Linked DNA regions of Homo sapiens: all the other regions are linked to region 3. Evidence: read pairs that join two places in POLR2A ChIA-PET (ENCODE). Cell type or tissue: MCF 10A. All regions are shown on one strand. Region 1 holds the start of KCTD3 (potassium channel tetramerization domain containing 3). Region 2 overlaps KCNK2 (potassium two pore domain channel subfamily K member 2). Region 3 has its middle 91 kb from the start of KCTD3. Region 4 holds the start of LOC124904598 (a long non-coding RNA gene).

Region 1 (5,000 bases), 91 kb before region 3:
TTTCTACGGGCCATACCATTACTACTTATTTTATAAGCCATTTTATCTTAACAATTTTCTGAAGTTTTTTAATGTTTCCATTCCCACTAACAATTTCATGTCTTGTAAACTGTTCAAACCAGTAATATATGTACTATTTTGTATCTTTGCTAATATCACTTAGAAAAAATTAGAACCTGATAAGCTCAAGTTTCATAAATAATGTAAACACAAGATAAAATGTCACAGTGCCAGGCTGAGACAGGAGAATGGCGCGAACCTGGGAGGCGGAGCTTGCAGTGAGCCGAGATCGCACCACTGCACTCCAGCCTGGATGACAGAGCGAGACTCTGTCTCAAAAAAAAAAAAAAAAAAAAGTTACAGTGCCAAGATAACTGCCTTATGAGTTAAAACTTTTAAATGAATTCTGCAGTCTCTAATAAGAGTTCACTCAGTATTAAGCCATCCACATAGTAAATAACAATACTGCTTAATTTTTACAATAATACTGTATGTCCTTGTGAATGTCTGAATAGAAATATATTAACTATCGGCCAGGCGCGGTGGCTCACGCCTGTAATTCCAGCACTTTGGGAAGCCGAGGCGGGAGCATCACGAGGTCAGGAGATCAAGACCATCCTGGTCAACGTAGTTAAACCTCGTCTCTACTAAAAATGCAAAAATTACCCGGGCGTGGTGGCGCGCGCCTGTGACCCAGCTACTCGGGATGCTGAGGCAGGAGAATCGCTTGAAACTGGGAGGCAGAGGCTGCAGTGAGCCGAGATCGCGCCACTGCACTCCAGCCAGGCGACAGAGCAAGACTCCGTCTCAAAAAAAAAAAAAAAGAAAATTAAAGAAAAGAAATACATTAACTATCAATAGCAAGTAGAAACCAGTGTAGGGATTGTAAATGATTATACTGCTACTCTTCAGTATAATCAACACACATTGCAGGCCTCCTCTTTAGGGGTATTCCACAAGTTACCAAACTTCCAATATTTTAACGTGATTTTAGGAAAAACTCCATTTCTTACATTAGGAGACATAAATCTCCATAAGACTGGTTTCTATACAACTGCAATAACGTTGTAAATTATCTAAGTTTTGATTTGGGGGAAGAGGAAAAACCCTAAGAACGAAGTACCATGGTTTTCTGTGTTAAATTCTAGAAAGCTATCAAATGTTTAGGATTAAAGCACTACAGTAGACATTTTTTATCACTATGGTTCTAAGACATTAAAATACTTTTAAAATGCTGGTTGAAAATCATATTCTCAAGCACAGAAAAATTAACTGTATTCCAGAGCATTTCCTTGTTTATCTCCTTACCAAGCCTAAAACTCAACTAATCCTTCTTTCAAACAGCTGGCAAACTCCCTTTTCTGAGAGGAGTGACTCATAAGTTATAGGAAATCCACAAAAACTACGATTTTTTCCCCCAACAAACTTAATAACAGGCACAGAAGGGGCGGGGGGGGGGGGGGGCGGAAGGCCAGAAAGAGAACAGACAGAGAAGAGCATTCAGTCTGTTTACTCCAAGGGCGTCACACCGTGCCAATATCCAGAGCTTCCTAAAAGCAAATGTTCAAACTGCAGTTTCTGGACACACTGTCCTAGAAGTTGAACAGATCCTTCAAGCCCATGCACCAAGAAATTCTGAAAATAAATAACTAGGTACTGCAAACCTACTGCACTCCCATCACAGAAATCTTTCAAATTACAAATCCCCTAATTAGGCGCGGAAAAGAACACCGCACTCTTCCCTAAGAAAACCGACACCTCGTTGACCAAAGAGAAAGGAAAGCAAGTTCATCTCCAACATCCAAACCACAAAGCCAGGTTTCTACTAAATAAAGTCCTCAAATACACTCTAATCTGAGATGAGGTAAGGAAGGCTGTGTAATGGTTCTCCTTGCCTGTTGGGAGGGGCAAAGGTTGGCATTCTAGGACAGCAGCTACTCTGCCACATGGGCCTGGTCCTCGGTAATTCCAAGCGTCCCTTCTGCCTCTCCCTTCCCAGAGCAGATGCTTCACCAGCTCCAAAATCCGCCCGACGTTCTTGCCGCCTGGAGGCCCCCACGTTCCCCTCCAGGCTTGGCCTCCCACGCTCGCCCTCGTTCCTGCGACTCTCGGTCCCCGTCGACACCAAAGGAGGAGGCCGCCAAGGCATCCCCGCTGCAAGCCCGCTACCCGCCGACTCACCTGGTCCCCCCTACGTTCAGTTGGACGATCTCGCCGCTGCCGGCCGCCGCCGCGGGGAAGCTGCCGCAGTGCCCTCCCGCCATCTCCGGCGGCTCCGGACGCGCTCGCCGCCCTCCTTCCCCAGCCGGGACCGCCGAGCCCGGGGCTGTAGCCCGAGGCAGCGGCGACGGCTGCAGGGCCAGCGGGGCGGCGGCGGCCGGAGGGCGGGGGGTGCACGGGGCTTCCCCCACCTTCCCGGCGGCCGGGCGGGGCTCGCTAGCTTCTGCCCCTTCCCGGGTCAATCCTGCGGTGCACAAGGGCGGCCCGGCCTCCACCTTTCGCGGCCTCCAGGCCGCCGGGCCGCCCGGGCCTCTTCTCCGTGCTCCGCTGCCACCGACGCCGCCGCAGCCTGCCTGGGAGGAGGGGTCACCGTTCGGGACAAAATACCGCAGCGCTCACGCTTCGCCCGCCACTGCCGCCTAGAATGAGGAGGAGGAGGAGGAAGGAAAGGTCAGGGAGGAGCTTCCCAACGCCGCGGGGCTGGCGCGTAGGGAGGCTAGGGGAATGTGCTCCTGGCCAGCCGCCTGCCCACGCGGGATTCCATTTCGTTCCTCCTCCCCACGCGATCCCAGCCCCTTTCCCTTTTACATTTCAGATTTTCTAAAACGAGGAAGCTGATTCGCAGATTGAGGGCAGATCTGGGCAAACGATCTACGGATCTTTATGACCCACTTTGTCAACATGGATTGGGAAAGGAAAAACTAATCCTAGAGGTAGTAAAAGTTGATGCCTAAATGTAGACAGTGCAAATGCAGGGAACATTTGGAGATTTTAAAACCTTACAGCGTTTACCCCAGAAAACTGCTTACTTTACCCTCTTCAATTTAATCCCCAATCTCCCAAGCAGTTTTTTTGTTTTGTTTTTTGCTTTTGTTTGTTAAGCAGGAAGGAAACCAAAGGACAAAAACCCCTAGACTGTGTAATGCCCAGCAACCTATTTCTGGAATATAGTAAGCACTCAACTAATGTTAGACACACGCAGAAAACACACAATTTTATGCGCTTGTTTATTTATTTGTTTTTGCTTTAAACGGTATCTATTCAAACCCAAAACCTTAGTGGCTATTAAAATATTTTTTAAATCGGAATACTATAATACTTGATGCCCTGCTAACAAAGACTAACAAAGATAGTGCGTTATGTTTCAGAGGTCATTAGTTTGTGGTACTAAATTCTTAACATGAATTGTTTTGTCATAGTTGTATCATAATAATTCAAACTGATAATGTATCTGATGTTAAGTTTTTATTGTCATTGTCATAATTTTTACCAAAAAAATAAAAAATAGCCTCTGGCAAGCATACTAATGTTGTGATATGCTCTATCTAGATTCGACTTGAAAGATGTTAATAGTACATATGGATGTAAGATAAGTATTATTTCTCCCAGTTGATGATAAGCTTAATAATAGCTAATTTGTGTTTATCATATACCCGGTGGTTTAGATATTTTGTCATCTTTCTTCGTCACAACTAATGTTATAATTATTTTTAAAAAAGGAAATTTGGGAATGAAAATGATCAAAAAAACTTGCTCAAAATTACATAGGTAGCAAGTGGGATGGCAGGAATTTCAAGGCAAGCAGCTTGAATTCAAGGCCACTGTTCACCATCCTTACCACTGCATTGTACCTCATTATCTTCACTTTAGACAGGGAAGATGAGTAACAGTTCAGATTAAAGCAGCAGCAACTAGGAATCTAAACCAGGGTGTCCAATCTTTTGGCTTTCCTGGGCCACATTGGAAGATGAATTGTCTTTGGCCACACATAAAATACACTAACACTAACGATAACTGATGAGCTGAAAAAAAGAAAGAAAGAAAGAAAGAAAGTTTATGAATTTGTGTTGGGCCACATTCAAAGCTTTCCTGGGCTGCATGCGACCCATGGGGCTGCAGGTTGGACAAGCTTGCTTTAAACAATGTTAACTGCCTTTGCCCTAACACATAATATCTGGTTCTATCAGGATCTGAAACTTTGCTTTAAAATTTGCAGCGAAGATTTAAGTGGTAAAAGGGCCATTTAATTTTCCTTAGGTCCAAACCTTGGAAGAATATGAAAGAATAGTTGCTAACAGCCTTTGAATCCAAGAGGCAAGTTGGAGTTAGAATAAGGCCTTATAAATTTAAAAATATATATATTTGTGAAAGGCTTCTTATTTTTCCTGAAATAAATGAAACCGTGTTCATTTTATTATACTGTACTTAAAAATTAGGAGAACATCTCTTCAAGAGAAGGAAAAGTTCTCAGTATTTTATAAGACAAATGGTCATGACTTCTTGATATGTCCAGAACAATATAGAGATATCTGAGGCATTTCTTGCTCATAAAACTTAAAGTTAGGGTGTGACTTAATTTTTAAGAATAAATTGGAACACCATTAACAAAAACAAATAGCAGAATGAGAAAAGATATTTGCAACATATATCAAATGATTGAAAATATATAATATCTGATCATATATGTATATATTATTCTACAAATAAATTGAGAAAACAAGTAATGAAAAATATGGAAAGAATATCAACAGCCAATTGATAAAAACACTAAAATGCTTATTAAAACAACAGAAAGCTGGGTGTAGTGGCTCACACCTGTAATCTCAGCACTTCGGGAGGCCGAAGTGGGTGGATCACGAGGTCAGGGGTTCGCGACCAGCCTGGCCAATATGGTGAAACCCCGTCTCTGCTAAAAATACAAAAATTAGCCAGGCGTGGTGGTGCGCGCCTGTAGTCCCAGCTACTGGGGAGGCTGAGGCAGGAGAATCGCTTGAATCTGG
Region 2 (5,000 bases), 340 kb after region 3:
TCAGGAGATTGAGGCAGGAGAATCACTTGAACCTAGGAGGTGGAGGTTGAAGTGAACCGGGGTCATGCTACACCTGGGCGACAGAGTGAGACTCTGCCTCCAGAAGTAAAAAAAAGGTGGTAACATTATACACTATTTTGAATGATCACATTTTGGATTATCTAAATATCATTAAAATAACTGGTTGGTAGGCCAGGCACGGTGGCTAACGCCTGTAATCCCAGCACTTCGGGAGGCTGAGGTGGGTGGATCATGAGGTCAAGAGATTGAGAACATCCTGGCCAACATGGTGAAACCCCGTCTCTACTAAAAATACAAAAATTAGCTGGGCATGCTGGCACGTGCCTGTAGTCCCAGCTACTCGGGAGGCTGAGGCAGGAGAATTGCTTGAACCCAGGAGGCGGAGGTTGCAGTGAGCCGAGATCACGCCACTGTGCTCCAGCCTGGGTGACAGAGCAAGACTCCATCTCAAAAATAAATAAATAAATAAATAAAATAAAAAATAACTGGTTGGCCATTTCATTAAATTAAAATAAAAATTAACTAGGTGAAGAAATAGTCAAGTGTGACACAGTCTTGTGGGAATAACTGGTTTGGGACTGAATTTTGTACATTCAAACTATGCTAAACAATTTTTTTTTTAATTTTTATATTATAAAAATTAGGGGTATGAATTAAAGCTATAAGAAACAATCAATTTTATTTTTTAAATATTAGTGGCAGAAATAAATATGTAAAAAATAATATTGGCTTACACTAATAATAAAATAATAAAAATTAGTCAATAATAAAGTTAGCTTACCCTAAAAATTAGTATACAGTCATTCAATATACAAACTATTTTCATATATGCAGCCTCATTTAGTCTTCACAACTCTTGAGAAATACTAGCCCCAGTTGACAAATGAGAAAATTAAGGATAATAGAACTGTGATTTGCCCAGAATCACACTAGCTTTGCCTAGCTAGTGGCAAAGACAAAACCCTGAACCTAAGTTTTCTGAAGTGAAATCTGATGTTCCTTGTACTGTATCACTCCTTTAAAAAAATGTAGAGTTATTTTCCTTCTAAGCAGCATAAGCAAAACTAGTCTGCATCAATATGTACAGCACATGATTTTAGTTGTAGTATAATGCTAATTAGGAGGTCATGTCTGCAGTCTTTTTTTCCATCAAGTTAAAACATAGCTTCACAAAGTTGTCTACAGGTACCACTGAAATTATCTATTAAAACATGTATGCTTTAAACATAGGCTATTTAGGCTGAATATGACTTATTTCATATTCCTCATGATACTATAATTTATAATAAGAAATATATATATATATAGGTCTTCATCCCAAGTTCCTGGCACAGAGCCCCCTAAAACCCTTGTAATTTCTAGAGCAAAAGGGTTACTAGGAGGATCTTTTATTCTAATAATCGGTCTTTGATCCTGGTTCTTGACACAGAGCTCCAATCCCTTAGAATTTCCTGGGTGATAGGAGCATCTTTTGTTCTAATGAGGTGATTCTTACTGGGTTCCTGGATAGCTTCAGGATGGCGGCTGGTCACCAGAAAAAAAACAAGCCATGACTACAAGTTTGGAACTTTCAGCCCCATCGCAATTCTCCAGAAAGGTGAGAAGAACTGGAGACTGATAATCAACCACACTTAGATGATGAAGCTTTCATAAAAATCTCTGAACTATGGGGTTTGGAGAGCTTTGGGGTTGCAGAACACATGGATGTATCCCAGAGAGGTTGTGGAACCTCCTCACCCCTTCCTACATCCCTTTCCCTATGTATGTCTTTCATCTGTATCCCTTGTAATACCCTTTGTAATAAACTGGTAAATGTCAGTAAACTATTCCCTGAGTTCTGTGAGCTGCTCCAGATGAAACCCAGGGAGGCTCGAACTTGTGACCAGCATGTGGAGTGGGGACAGTCTTGCGGGACTGAGCCCTTCACCTGTGGGATCTGATGCTAATTCCAGGTAGACAGTGTCAGAATTGAATTGAAGTAGAGGAAACCCAGCTGGTGTCCAGTGGAGAACTGCAGAAAAATCCCACACATCTGGTGTCAGAAATGCCCTGTGTCAAGTCGTAAGAACACAGTGGGAGAATTTTTTTTTTCTTTTACACCCTTACTTTCATTTTTTCTTCTCTAACTGCTTGGCTTTGGCAATTTCACTCTTTGTTAGCATCTTCAATAAGGGATATTTACGCCTAGAGGGGAGAGGTAGGACACACCAACCAAACTTGGCCTCTTGTTTGTTGTTTTTGCTTTAAAATTAAAGTTGGAAGGGGAAGAAATTTAAGATTAGCAATTAATGTGCATTTTTGGATAACCTGTGGCTTTCAGTAGTTCATATCATCACTAGTCCTCCCAATGCTCTGTTAGAACCAAGAGTTGGCTGTATGGAATTCCTTTCCATTTGGAATAAGTCACGTCAGCATTGTACTTTAGGTGCACATAAACCACAATAGTTAAACATGAACTTCATTTGGCACAGGTACTTTTTTTGTAAACATCATGCAATATGCACCCTACCACATAAATAACAATGCCAATTTTCCAAGAGTAAGTAAGATTGCACAAGTCTAAAATTAAAAAAAAAAAAAGAATTAGGAAGAAAACAAACATGCAGCCTAATTACCAGCTGAAAGTAGACAGGCCTGAACATTGCCACATTCCTTTCTTATCAAACAAAACACCCGAGACACATAGAAAAAAAGTTTCTGATAATCATTACACCTAGTTTTAATCACATTCAGAGCAATACTTGGATGTCTGGTGGTCAGTCAGATGCTCTGCAAAATCTATAATCTAGAATGAACAGCTCTGCATTTCAGAAGTTAGGAAGGGGGAATGACAAGAAAAAATAGGTTCTGTATTTATTCAGGGCATGAACTTCATGACTATTCCTTGCTTCCAATTTTTGGATAATTTCAAGATCACAACATTTAACAGTGATTGCTTTTCAGACGATTAAAATATGCTATTGAAAACTTTTCAAAATTATTCAGGAATGGGTGAAAGTGTGTTTTGTTTCAGAATACAAGCAATTCCTGACTTGAATTACACTAGAGATATGGGCAACTATGATGCTGCTACCCAATATGCAAACTTTCTCTTGCTGAAGCTTCTGTTAGATCTATAATATATTGTTATGTTTTCTCCTGTTACCAAAAACAAACAAAAAAACCCAAAACAAAACAAATTATGCCTAACTTCTGGGAAGATTATATCCCTAATGTTCTCAAATCCCTTTACAGCTAGCACAGGATTCTGGGTACTAGGTGCTCTTCTTGCCTGATGTAACATACATAGGCAATGAGAAGAGAAGACTAATCTATTTCATTATTGCTTTGGAGTCTACAATACTATTTATGTAGTAATTCAGCTTTATTCCCTATCAAATATACTTTTTCACTCTGCCAACTTAGCTATCATTCATAAGAAATTTTCTCTGAGAAACACATTTTAACTTAGAAAATAAATAAGCCTACATGAAGATTTTTGAGTGGCAGGAGCAAACGTTACTAATAATATTCCGATATGGGTTTTGTTTTCATTAATTTAAGTAGATGGGATAAATAACACAAAATAAAAGACCCAAATTTAATTTCAATTTTTGTATTTCAAATACACAATACTGAAAGTACATATTTTGGAAAAATAATCATCTACTTTCACGAGCTTGCATAAAGAAAAATGCAATGAGATTGTAGAGTAGGAACTGGAAGTCACCTTGCAAAATTCATTGTCTTTTAAGCTGCCTGAGAGAACCTCAATGGACTCCCAAAATCCAATACACAATTCTCTGAGAACATGCAAGAGACTAGTGAAATGCCACAGAGTTATGAGTGTACTAAGTTAATAAGTTAGCACCCAACAGGCAGAGCTACAATGACGACATCCTTTGGGAAAAGGCTTACTGACAAATTCCACACCACTGCTTCAGGTCCATTCATTTCCAAGTTCAGGCAGTGGCTTCTGTGGTCATAAAGTTGAACAGAAAACACAATTTTTCCTCATCCTTTCAAGTTATAGTTTTGTCCCACATCCAACAGAAAGAAAGGTATTAGACTCCCTGCTGAAAACAAGCATAGGCTTTGCGGTGTTCAGTATACTTTCTGTATTTCCAAAAGTGACTCCTTTTTATCTGGAATTGCTTGTTAAAATTACTGCAAACTTTTAATTTTCTTCCTGGTGTTTTTTTGTTTTGTTTTGTTTTCGTAATTACTTAAGCATTATACCAAACTGGAAAAATACAAGTTTGCAGTAAGTCTGTGATTGTTATCATAATAGCTTTAGCAATTCAATCTAGGTAAAAGCCAACTGAAAGCCCCAGTGGCAGGTTCAAAATATAGAAACAAAAATACAAACAGAAAATCACAGAAACTGTTTAGCCAAATTCAATCTCTACACTCCGGTGATAGAAAATAAGAGTCATTTGAAAATATGAGAAATGTTGCTCTAAGGAAAAATTAAGTTTTTCATTAAGACTGAAGAGAAATGCTTTGGTATCTTAAAGTCACTGTAGACCATAGTGGCCTTCTTGTTATTTGCATTCTGACACTCAGATATAATAATTGAGTGATAAATGCAGGCAACTCCTAACCCTGACATTGCAGTTTACTTTCCACTGGAGAATATTTTATTGTTTTAAATATAATTATATTAAATTATATTAACATATAACTAGATTAATATATAATTATAATTAATATAATTTTATATATTAATAATTTGCATACATTAATATCAATATATAATTTATATAAAATAATATATGAATATAATACATAATAATATAATTATATAAAATATAAATATACTAATTACATATTACTATATCAATAAAATTAATATGTAATATATAATAAATTGATATTATATTTATATAATTATAAAAATTATAATTTTAATGCTTCCAAGTAATAAAATCTTCTTACATTTTATTCTAATCTTTAAATTGGTCTTGAAATAGAATACAGTTGTCCATACGTCATTTTTG
Region 3 (5,000 bases):
GACTTTGGAACTGGGTAATGGGCAGAGGGTGGAAAAGTATGGGGGACTCAGAAGAAGAAAAGAGGATGAGGGAAAATTGGGAACTTCATAGAGACTTGTTAAATTGTTGTGACCAAAATTCTGATAGTGATATGGACAATGAAGTCCAGGCTGAGGAGGTCTCACATGGAAAAGAAGAATTTATTGGAAACTGCAGTAAAGGTTACTGTTGCTGTGCTTTAGCAAAGAGTCTGGAGGCATTGTGCCCCTGCCCTAAGGATTTGTAAAACTTTGAAATTGAGAATGATGATTTAGGGTATCTGGTGGAAGAAATTTCTCAGCAGCAAAGTGTTCAAGATGTGACCTGGCTGTTTCTAACAGCCATGCTAATACACATGAGCAAAGAAATAACCTGAAACTTGAACTTATATTTAAAGGGGAAGCACAGCATAAAAGTGGAAAATTTGCAGCCTGGGCATGTGGTAGGAAAGAAAAACCTTTTCTTTCTGTGGAGAAATTCAAACAGGCTGCATAAATTCACATAACTAAAAGAAATGCAAGTGCTGATAGCCAAGACAATGGGGAAAAAGCCTGGAAGGCATTTTAGAGAACTTCTGGCAGTTCCTCCCATCACAGGCCCAGAGGCCTAGGAGGGAAGAGTGGTTTTGTGGGCCAGGCCCAGGGCCCTGCTGCTCTGAGCAGCCTTGGGACACTGCTCCTTGCATCACAGCTGCTCCAGCATCAGCTGTGGCTAATAGGGGCCCAGGTGCAGCTTGGTCTCCTGCTTCAGGGGCTGCAAGCTATAAGCCTTGGTGACTTTCATATTGTGTTAAGCCTGTGGGTGCACAGAATGCAAAAGGAGAGGCTTGGGAGCCTCTGCCTAGATTTCAGAAGATGTATGGAAAAGCCTGAATGTTCAGGCAGAAGCCTGATGCAGGGGCAGAGCCCTCATGAACGTCTACTAGGGCAGTGTGGAGGGGAAATATGGGTTGGAGCCCCCACAGAGAGTCCCCACTGAGGCACTGCCTAGTGGAACTGTGAGAAGAGGGCTCCCATCCTTCAGACCCCAGAATAGCAGATCCACCAACAGCTTGCACCATGCACCTAGAAAAGCCACAGGCACTTAATACCAGCCCCTGAGAGTAGCTGCAGGGGATGGACTCTGCAAAGCCACAGGGATGGAGCTGCCCAAGGCTTTGGGAGTCCACCTCTTTAACCAGTGTGCCCTGGATGTGGGACATGGAGTCAAAAGAGATCATTTTGGAGCTTTAAGATTTAATGACTGTCCTGCGGGATTTCAGACTTGCATGGGGCCTGTAGCCCCTTTCCTCTGTCTGATTTCTCCCTTTTGGAAAGGGGAAAATTACCCCATACTTGAACTCGCATTGTACCTTGGAAGTAACTAACTTGTTTTTGGTTTTACAGGCTCATAGGCAGAAGAAACTAGCCTTATTTCAGATGAGACTTTGGACTATGGACTTTTGAATTAATACTGAATTAGTTAAGACTTTGGGGTACTGTTCATTGCACTTTGAAATGTGAGAAGGACATGAGATTTGGGAGGGGCCAGGAGTGGAATGATATGGTTTGTATCTGTGTCCCCACCCAAATCTCAGGTTGAAATGTAATCCCTAATACTAGAGGTGGGGCCTGGTGAGAGGTGATTGGATCATGGGTGCAGTTTCTCATGATTAACATGATCTTCATTTGTGCTGTTGTTGTGATAGTGAGTTCTCATGATGTGGTTGTTTAAAAATGTGTGGCACCTCCCCCCTTCTCTGTCTTCCTCCTGCTCTGGCCATGTAAGATGAGCTTGTTTCTCCTTTGCCATCTGCCATGTTTGTAAGTTTCCTGTGGAACCCTGAGCCAATTAAACCTCTTTTCTTTATAAATTACCTAGTCTCAGGTATTTCTTTATAGCAGTGTGAGCATGAACTAATACAGGTAGGTTGCCTTTTCACTCTGTTGATTGCATCTTTTGTTGTGTAATTGTCTTTTGAGAAGATACTCTTGCTTGTTTGTGCAGCTGTGGCTTTTCTTATTGAATGTATGTTACGTCAATTTTTTGATGATTGATTGTGTTCCTGTTTAAAGCTGTTGAGGATATTTAAGATTTTTGCTTGTTGGTTGGCCTCAAGATTTGGAACAATGCCATTCCTCCAGGCTGCCACAAAATGCCCTGTCACTATTGCAATTTATAATCTATCCACATACCATGTAAAGTATTTTCTGTTTTCCAGTTGTGAATCACTTCTTTTTGTCCACAGTTAAACAGCTCATTGGACATTGCCTATAGCTGATTCTTTACATTCTCCAGTGCAGATTGGTTTTACCATAAAGTACTGGAAAATTGTACATATCAAAGATCTCATTCCTGGTGATTTTGTGCTGTCATTGATTATAAAGTTAGAAATACTTTTTAAAGCCATAAACTATGTAAATTCAGAATCTTATTTTACTTTTTCTGGAAGATGTTTAGTGAATGCTGAATCACTGTCATTAATCACTAAATATAATCTTTGTGGTCAGCCCAAGGATCCTAGCTTGGAACACTCTATCCTTAGTTGCCTTCATGGCACATTCCTTTGGATCTCTGCTCATTTATCATCTTTTCATTAAAGCCTTTCCTTATCCTCACTTCACCCAACTTCCAAGCTGGCACTCCTTATAAACCTCACTTTGCATAGTTTTTGACAATAGTTCATATTCAAAAAATGACCTATACAGTAGTTCCTCACTTAACGTTGTTGACAGGTTCTTGTAAACTGTGACTTTAAGCCAAACCACCTATAACAAAACCAGTGTTACCATCAGCTAATTGATATAAACAAGAGCTAAGTTGCTATGGCATATTTCTTGTCACAAAAACACCACTGAACTTCTTAATAAGGACCAAAACACTTCTAATATTAAATATTGAAATAAACATGAGCTGTTCATACATTTAAGAAAATTTAATCAAAACAATCAAGGTAATTATTTACTGAAGTTTGGTGAATCAGTGATTGATGGCGGTCATAATGGTGGTGGGTTAAACCAAGAAATAAATGTCTGTGAAGTGAAAATTGGAAGGAGAACCTCCTAACACCATGTAGTTCAAAAACAAACAATTGCATATAGGCAGGCTCACTAAGGGCCTGCCTCATTTATTGTCATGCATTAGTATGTTTATCTTAGACATGAAAATTTATTTTTCGACAATAATTTGTACTCATTTTCTGTCACACTTAACTCCAGTTCAGGGTTGCAGGTGGCTGGAGTCCATTCCAGTAGCTCAGATGCAAGACAGGAACCAGCCTTGGACAGGCTGCCATTCCACTGTAGGGTGCACTCACACACACCGACACACTCTCACTGGGACCATGCAGGAACACTGATTCACCTAACGGGCACAGCTTCGGGATGTGGGAGGAAACCGGAGTACCCGGAGAAAACCCACACAAATGTGGAGAGAATGTACAAACTCTGCACAGGCAGAGTCCTCCTCCGGGAATCCAGTTCTTTTCTCATCAACCTTATAATCAAATGACATTGAACGAAGTGATACAATTTGAGGACATGCTGTATATTTATTACTTATTTGTTTATAGCCTGACAGGTAATATATTGTAATATGTACTACTGTCTCTAGTGTTTAAAATGTTTAAAACAATGTCTGTAGTATTTAAGGAAGAGGATATTTCATTTTCTGCTCTATTCCTAACCCTTAGAACTATGCCTGGCAAGTAGCGAATATCCAGAGTATAACTATTAATTAGATGAATGAATAATAAAAGAGACTAATTACTCACAGACCCATACTTTTGCTGGAGCCTGCCACCATACTATGGACCTTTTGGTTCATTCCTTGCTTTGAGGATAAATGCCTCAGTGGACAGAGGGTAGCTTAAGTAACAGAATTTAGTGCTAGCTTCTCAACCTGTAGTCTTGATAGAAATTCAGTTTGAGTGTTTCATTATTGGAACATATGACATATAAGATATATCTTCTTCAGATTTATCATCTAATTCAAAATATCTTTTTGTTTTGGTAAAGTCCAACAATAAACAGATGTGACTGGCCTTACGGATTAAACTACCTTTTGCCTACTTAGGTAGGTGTCATGGTATGTATTTAGGCTAGGATTATAGAGATTTAAGCAAGAATAAATGGGCTTAAACTGAGTGAAAGAATTTTATTAACTACAGCAAGCTTCCCTGATTATCATAGTGATTTAAAAACTGCAAACTGCACAGTAACAGTTGTTTCCTAACGAGTCCTCAGCATGTGCCAGACATGGTGGGAAGAGGCTTATATCTCACGTAATACTCGTGACAGCCACATGAAGGAATTCAAATGTGAACTCCCATTCACATCTAACAGATGAGGAGCCAAGGCTCAAAGAATGGTATGAAACTTGTCCATGGCCAAGGTCTGGGACCTGGCAGAGCTGGAATTTACAATCTGATGCTCTTGACTGCAAATTTTGTCGTCCTGACCTCTGTGCATTTCTGTTTATGCTATTACTGAGAGAGAACAAAACCTGTCTACTCTCAAAGAACAACTCAACAAAATAAATAGAATTGACCTGGAAATATAAAAGAGAATGACTTGTTTTAATTAAAAATCATCCTTCTTTTATAAGTCTTGACCTATACAGACCACTACTCTGTCTTTTATGGTTCTCATAACCTCCTCACTTTCTCTCTGTGCTTTGTGCAATTTCTGCCTGAGACACTGTCAGAAGAGCAGTTTCCTCAAAAACCAGAAGACACTGTACACCGAGAAGATGACTTTAATAGAAGTGGGAAAGAGGGCAATTTGTCTTATGTTTAATTTCATGATAATAGACTGATCCTATTGATGGAAAAGTTTACCTTAAACCTCTCCTTTCCCCATCCCATTTTTCTCACAAAAATAGCATCCCTCACTCCAGGCTTTCCTAAGTATTCTATAAAAAAATAGTCTTTTTGAAACTCAGACTTGAAGACAGTGCTTAAAAATCAATAAATAAAAGATAGGTTATGAACCTGATCCATTAG
Region 4 (5,000 bases), 55 kb after region 3:
AGGGAGGTAAGGGAAGACAAAAGTTTTGAAAGGAAAAATGACATAATTGTTTTGAGATAATTATCCTTGGCCTCAAAGATCAATAACAAGGGTGGCACCAGTTCAAGGTTGGACAGGCAGTTGCTGGGCAGATGTCCCTGCAGAAGTATTTTTTTGTGTGTAAAATTGTGATGGCCTTTGTGCAAGTTCACAGTTTTTAGTCTTTTGTGATAGTTTCTGTTATGGGGCATTTATTTGTGAGAATCCTTCTCTCCACGGCCTTCCCTGTTTCTATCTGCCAGGGTGTTTTTTGTTCTATGTGTGAGTGTGTGTGCATTTTTACACAAGTGACTCTATTTTGATCTTGACAAATTTCACAAAGCAAGGGAACCTCTTCCCTTGGGATAGGAAATAAAAAAGAAAGAAAAGACAAAAGGGCTTGGACTGATGAGAAATGATGATGAAAGGGCTTTTCTTAGGAGGCTTCTCATTTTACAATAAGGAAAGAGAGTGCAATCCTTTGAGAGTCAGGAAGGGTAAAATGTGGGTTGGAGGGAGAGTGAGATGTAGAACAGAAAAATGTATGTGGCGAAGGAGAGGTCTGTGTCTGAGGTATTTGGAGAACCCCTTGTTTGTGCCTATGAACTGTTCTTCTGGTAATTTAAAAAAATCCTGAAATCCAAGTGATTTTTATCTTGAGATTAAGTTAGATGGCTGAAATACAAAAATGATATCCCAGTCCACATCCTTGTCTGTATGACTTTCATAAGCAGCCATTATTAGAGTCCTGCAAAGCTTCTACTGAAAGAACAGATTTTATTGTAGTTAGATGACTTTTCAAAGTATCAAGGAAATATGAAATCAAAATAGATATAAGTAATTCTAAATCAGACTCCCCATCTATACACAATGAAACCAAAGAAGAGGAAGACAGACTGGAAATGCTTTCTTAAAACAAGAACATTTCACTCTCAGTATAAAGATTTTAGTGTCTGACCCTGCCCCTAAACAAAAGTCTCTAAAAATATTTATTTGAAATTATAAGACAAGAGATAAGATTATTTGAAGATGAAAGAGCTAGAGGATAATGTTTGGATTGTCATGACAGTATTTTCTAGACATTCTATTTATAAGTAAAAAAAATCAGAATTTGTAGCTGAAGCTTAAAATATGTTGTTCAAAATATCTTAATGCACACTTGCTGCTGCATTTGTCTTTTAAAGTTGCATATTTAAAAATAGGCAAAATAATGTTTCATCTTAAAATGCTTAACTTTTACATTATTTTTATATGTTTAGGTTGTATTTTTCAATGATACTTTATTCCATTTTTATCACCTAATGGTTATATCAGAATTAGAAAATGTGTTTAAGATTTATATCTACATTAATTTACATTTTTATTTAAGTTTTTTTCTGTTTAAAATCTATTATATTTTTAATTTCATTGGTTTTTAAAAATATGAATCCTGAGTACTTTTAAAAATGAAATATTGGCATTAGTGTGGTATTTCAAAATTATAGTGAATAAATACCAAAATGCTAGTTTGTTATTTTTGCGGCAGTAATCCAATCTGAGCAATTGAAGAGACTAGCATTAAAATGACTGATCATGAGTCATTTTTGACATTAATTAAAGCCAAAGGCATCTAATAAACTGAGGGCAGAGGGAGGGGCATTGAAGCTGGAATCTAGTTAAAACAGGCTATAATTCTCTCAGCTGCTATATCAGCCAAGGGCCAGTTGGAGGAATAAGAATCACTTTGGCAATTTTAAGTGAAAAGTGGCTTACTACAGAGAATTAGATGCTTAAATAAATCACTGCAAAGGTTGAAAGGAATGGGCACTAGGTTATGTCCCTAGGGAAGACTTGTAGAATGAAATGGCTAAGCTGACCTGCCAACAAAGCAGCCACCCTCTATTACAGTTAGAAAGTTGGGGGATCATCATCCCTGGTGCCTGTAATTCCAGCTACTCGGGAGGCTGAAGCGGGAGAATTGCCTGAACCCAGGAGGTGGAGGTTGCAGTGAACTGAGATGGCACCATTGTACTCCAGCCTGGGTGACAGAGCAAGACTCCATCTAAAACAAACAAACAAAACCCAAGAAAAGAAAAGAGGATCAGGAGGGCTGCTAGAATTGATGAGTTCAAGAGCAATCTGCTGTAGTTGAATCCAGGATCAGGAGGCTCCCACTTTTACTGCTCCAGCTGCCTCTTGACACCAACAAAGTTGGCACCGGGATGCCAGAAAACTGATTTGATTCCAGTTGCCACCAACACTACTGCAACTGCTTTTCAGTACCCACAAAGCTAGTGACTGAACATTGATACGCCACTGCAGAAGAACCTATGTCTCCATATTTTTGTGTGCCAGAAGCAACTTCCAAAAGCACAAGGATTTCAACCTCTGTCTTACTTCTGCTTCCAAATCTTACATGAATGGATCTAACTGGCAAAACCAAAATCACATCCAGAACTCAGTTGTGAGTGTGGGAGATACTGATTCTGGTTTTCAGTGTCCACAGTTCAGGAAGCTACAACTAGAAAGAAGGTACAACTAGAAAGAAATATAGTTGAGCAAATCAGTCCACCATATCCACCACAGCTGGGATGATAAAACTATAGCATAAGGAGCACATATTAATATTTACTGTTATGACATAATGGAAAATTACCCAAAGGAGACCGATGTCTACTTATATAAAGTATCTAAAGTAATCAAACTCATTGAAACAGAAAGTAGGTGATTGTCAGGGGCTGCAGGGAGGGGGAAATGGAGAGTTGTTCACTGAATATAGAATGTCAGCCATGGCATATGAAAGTACTAGAGAGATGTTATATGACAAAACGCATATAGTTAATAATACTATAATGTACACTTAAAGCTGTTAAGAGGGCACATTTATGCTATGTTTTCTTTTTTATTACAAAAAATAATAAAAGAAAAAAAGAAAAGAGAGGCCTATGTAGTTCAGAGACTTGGCAGTAGCCTGAAAATTCTGGTTATAATAATCATTATTTATGATGATTTATACTTGAAATGATGCATGTCAGCTATTCTCACTGTAGATTCAAATGTCAAGTGTTTGGACTTAGTTTGCAGTCTTTTTTTTTTTTTTTGTAATGTTAGGGATAAAAAATCACATCAAAGCAAAATCTTCCTACAAATGCAATTTTTGATTATTTCATAATTTTAAAAAATAATTAACTGGCCCTCAAGTTAAAATAGAACATCTTCCCAAGAATCTCTGGAAACTAATTCAGAGTACTGGTATCATATTTTACTTAAGCAGTTCTGTTTATATGGAATTTAAAAGGTATGAGATGGTATTTCCAAATTAATCAGCAAAATAGAACAGATATAACACAGAATGTTTTAATTACTTATTTACAAAAACATTAATTGTGAAGTTTTCACTATTGTGAAACTTGTCATTTTTTTTTTTGTATCTAAAGCACGTCTGAAAATTTAAATTACATAGATACAGCAGGAGGACCAGATTTATCTTTGCACCTAGATACTTATTTTATGTGTAAAAGGGCCAAGCGCCTAAGGCAGAAAATTAAATCCCTTCTGGAGATTTTTAATGGCTATAATCTTGTAATCCCAGACAGCCAAATCCTTATAAACTTCATTTTAAGAATTGTTTTAGTATTTCATGGATTTTGTTTTGTTTGTAGACTTGTAGGTTAATTGATTTTTGGAGGGAAAATAAGGATATAAATTTTTAGTTATTTTATCATTATGAAGTTCAAAGAAGTGAATTAACCCAATGATCAAGAGTTCTATATCATAAAGCCTACATAAATTTATTAGGAGTATTTATTTTTAATTTGTGAATTATATTTTATTTGTAATTTCTAGATTTGATTTTTCTAAATATTATTTTCAATTTTCAAATATGGTGGCAATATCTTTGGGAAAGTCAAAAATGGAAATTACATGGTCCATTGCATATATTGAGAAGTAATACTTTCCTTAATCAAAGAATATGAAATTCTATTGCATTGTTTTATTCAGTCTAAGCTTCTGCTTTTTCCAGGGATATGGTTAATAGCTTTTAAAGAGGAAGTTTATCCTCCTACCCCTCTCTGGGATGGAAGTTCTTAGCATATTACAAAAAAGAAACAATTTCCTAACTGTTCTCTGACCTCACCCCCTCAAAGGTTCAGTTTCTAAACAAAAGGCATTTTAGTACGCAGATATAGATTTTGCAGATGTTTCTTATCTCAGTAAAACTGACAGCAAAGGTCAAGTTTAGGATGATCTCTTTAAACTCACTGGATTCCCTCATCCTTAGGTCTGTTTTATTCTTCTTTACAGATAATTTGACAATTCCCAGAGCTGAACCAGACAATACAAAGACTCTGTCTAAATCACAGGCAAACTCTTGGAAGGAAAATTAAAATTTCAGTCCATTATATGATATCCAGATATCTGGATGTTTGATATGGGGCAGACAACACATCTGAATGTTGCTGTCTGTGCCAAGACCGTGGGTGGCAGCAGAGGTAGAGAGAAAGAAGAACCAGGACTACAAGAATGGAGAGGAAACCAGGAAAGGAGGAATGGGGAGAGGGAACAGGCCAGACCACACACAGGAAGTTCCTGGAATACTGAGGTTGAGGAAGAGAGGTGAAGCTTGCAAAGGGGCTGAAGGTCAAAGCAAAGCCAGATTATTTAGGCAAATGTTAGGTTTTGGCTTTGTTGAAATGAACAATAGATTCTTCTAATGTTATCAATAATGCAGCACCAAGGATTTTCAAACCTTTTTTAACAAATGAAAAGTCAAGAAACTAATTGCATCAGTTTTTTTCTAGATCACTTAAGATTTTTCATATTTTCCTGACTGTAGGATCAACGATCAGCCTTTTGTTCAATCACCTCTGTCACAGGACTAAGTGGTTCAAAGGCATCCAGGTTCCACAGAAAGTGACAGTCACACTAGTAGATATCAAATCTTTGTTTTCAAATTAAAAGTCTCTTCAGAGGAGTGGCAAATTAAGTCAATAACGATATAG

Evidence for each region. Peaks named below come from ENCODE experiments on the same cell type or tissue, not always from the same donor. Only the 100,000 strongest peaks of a DNase experiment are listed, where the experiment ranks them.
Region 1: POLR2A ChIA-PET joins it to region 3 with 11 read pairs; 2 of 35 experiments call an interaction of 5 or more read pairs at or near these places.
Region 2: POLR2A ChIA-PET joins it to region 3 with 10 read pairs; 2 of 35 experiments call an interaction of 5 or more read pairs at or near these places.
Region 4: POLR2A ChIA-PET joins it to region 3 with 11 read pairs; 2 of 35 experiments call an interaction of 5 or more read pairs at or near these places.

What each region holds. Positions count from the first base shown.
Region 1 is chr1:215,564,950-215,569,949 of GRCh38, reverse strand. KCTD3 (potassium channel tetramerization domain containing 3) reads right to left here and starts at 2,646. Exons shown (of 18, transcript NM_016121.5): 1 at 2,182-2,646. The coding sequence starts at 2,264. LOC124904599 (a long non-coding RNA gene) reads left to right here and starts at 2,593. Exons shown (of 2, transcript XR_922599.2): 1 at 2,593-2,670; 2 at 2,816-3,523. RefSeq lists an enhancer at 1,572-2,432 and a silencer at 2,245-2,514. In MCF 10A, no CTCF peak of the experiment used is centred here; DNase peaks (open chromatin) are centred at 229, 1,489, 1,929 and 2,669.
Region 2 is chr1:215,131,223-215,136,222 of GRCh38, reverse strand. The region is part of intron 3 of KCNK2 (potassium two pore domain channel subfamily K member 2); the gene reads right to left. Among named protein-coding and RNA genes, the nearest start is that of KCNK2, 51 kb to the right of the region's middle. In MCF 10A, no CTCF peak of the experiment used is centred here; a DNase peak (open chromatin) is centred at 2,462.
Region 3 is chr1:215,473,477-215,478,476 of GRCh38, reverse strand. No RefSeq gene overlaps it. Among named protein-coding and RNA genes, the nearest start is that of KCTD3, 91 kb to the left of the region's middle. In MCF 10A, no CTCF peak of the experiment used is centred here; a DNase peak (open chromatin) is centred at 2,126.
Region 4 is chr1:215,418,605-215,423,604 of GRCh38, reverse strand. It overlaps LOC124904598 (a long non-coding RNA gene), which reads right to left and starts at 5. Exons shown (of 3, transcript XR_007067047.1): 1 at 1-5. In MCF 10A, no CTCF peak of the experiment used is centred here; no DNase peak of the experiment used is centred here.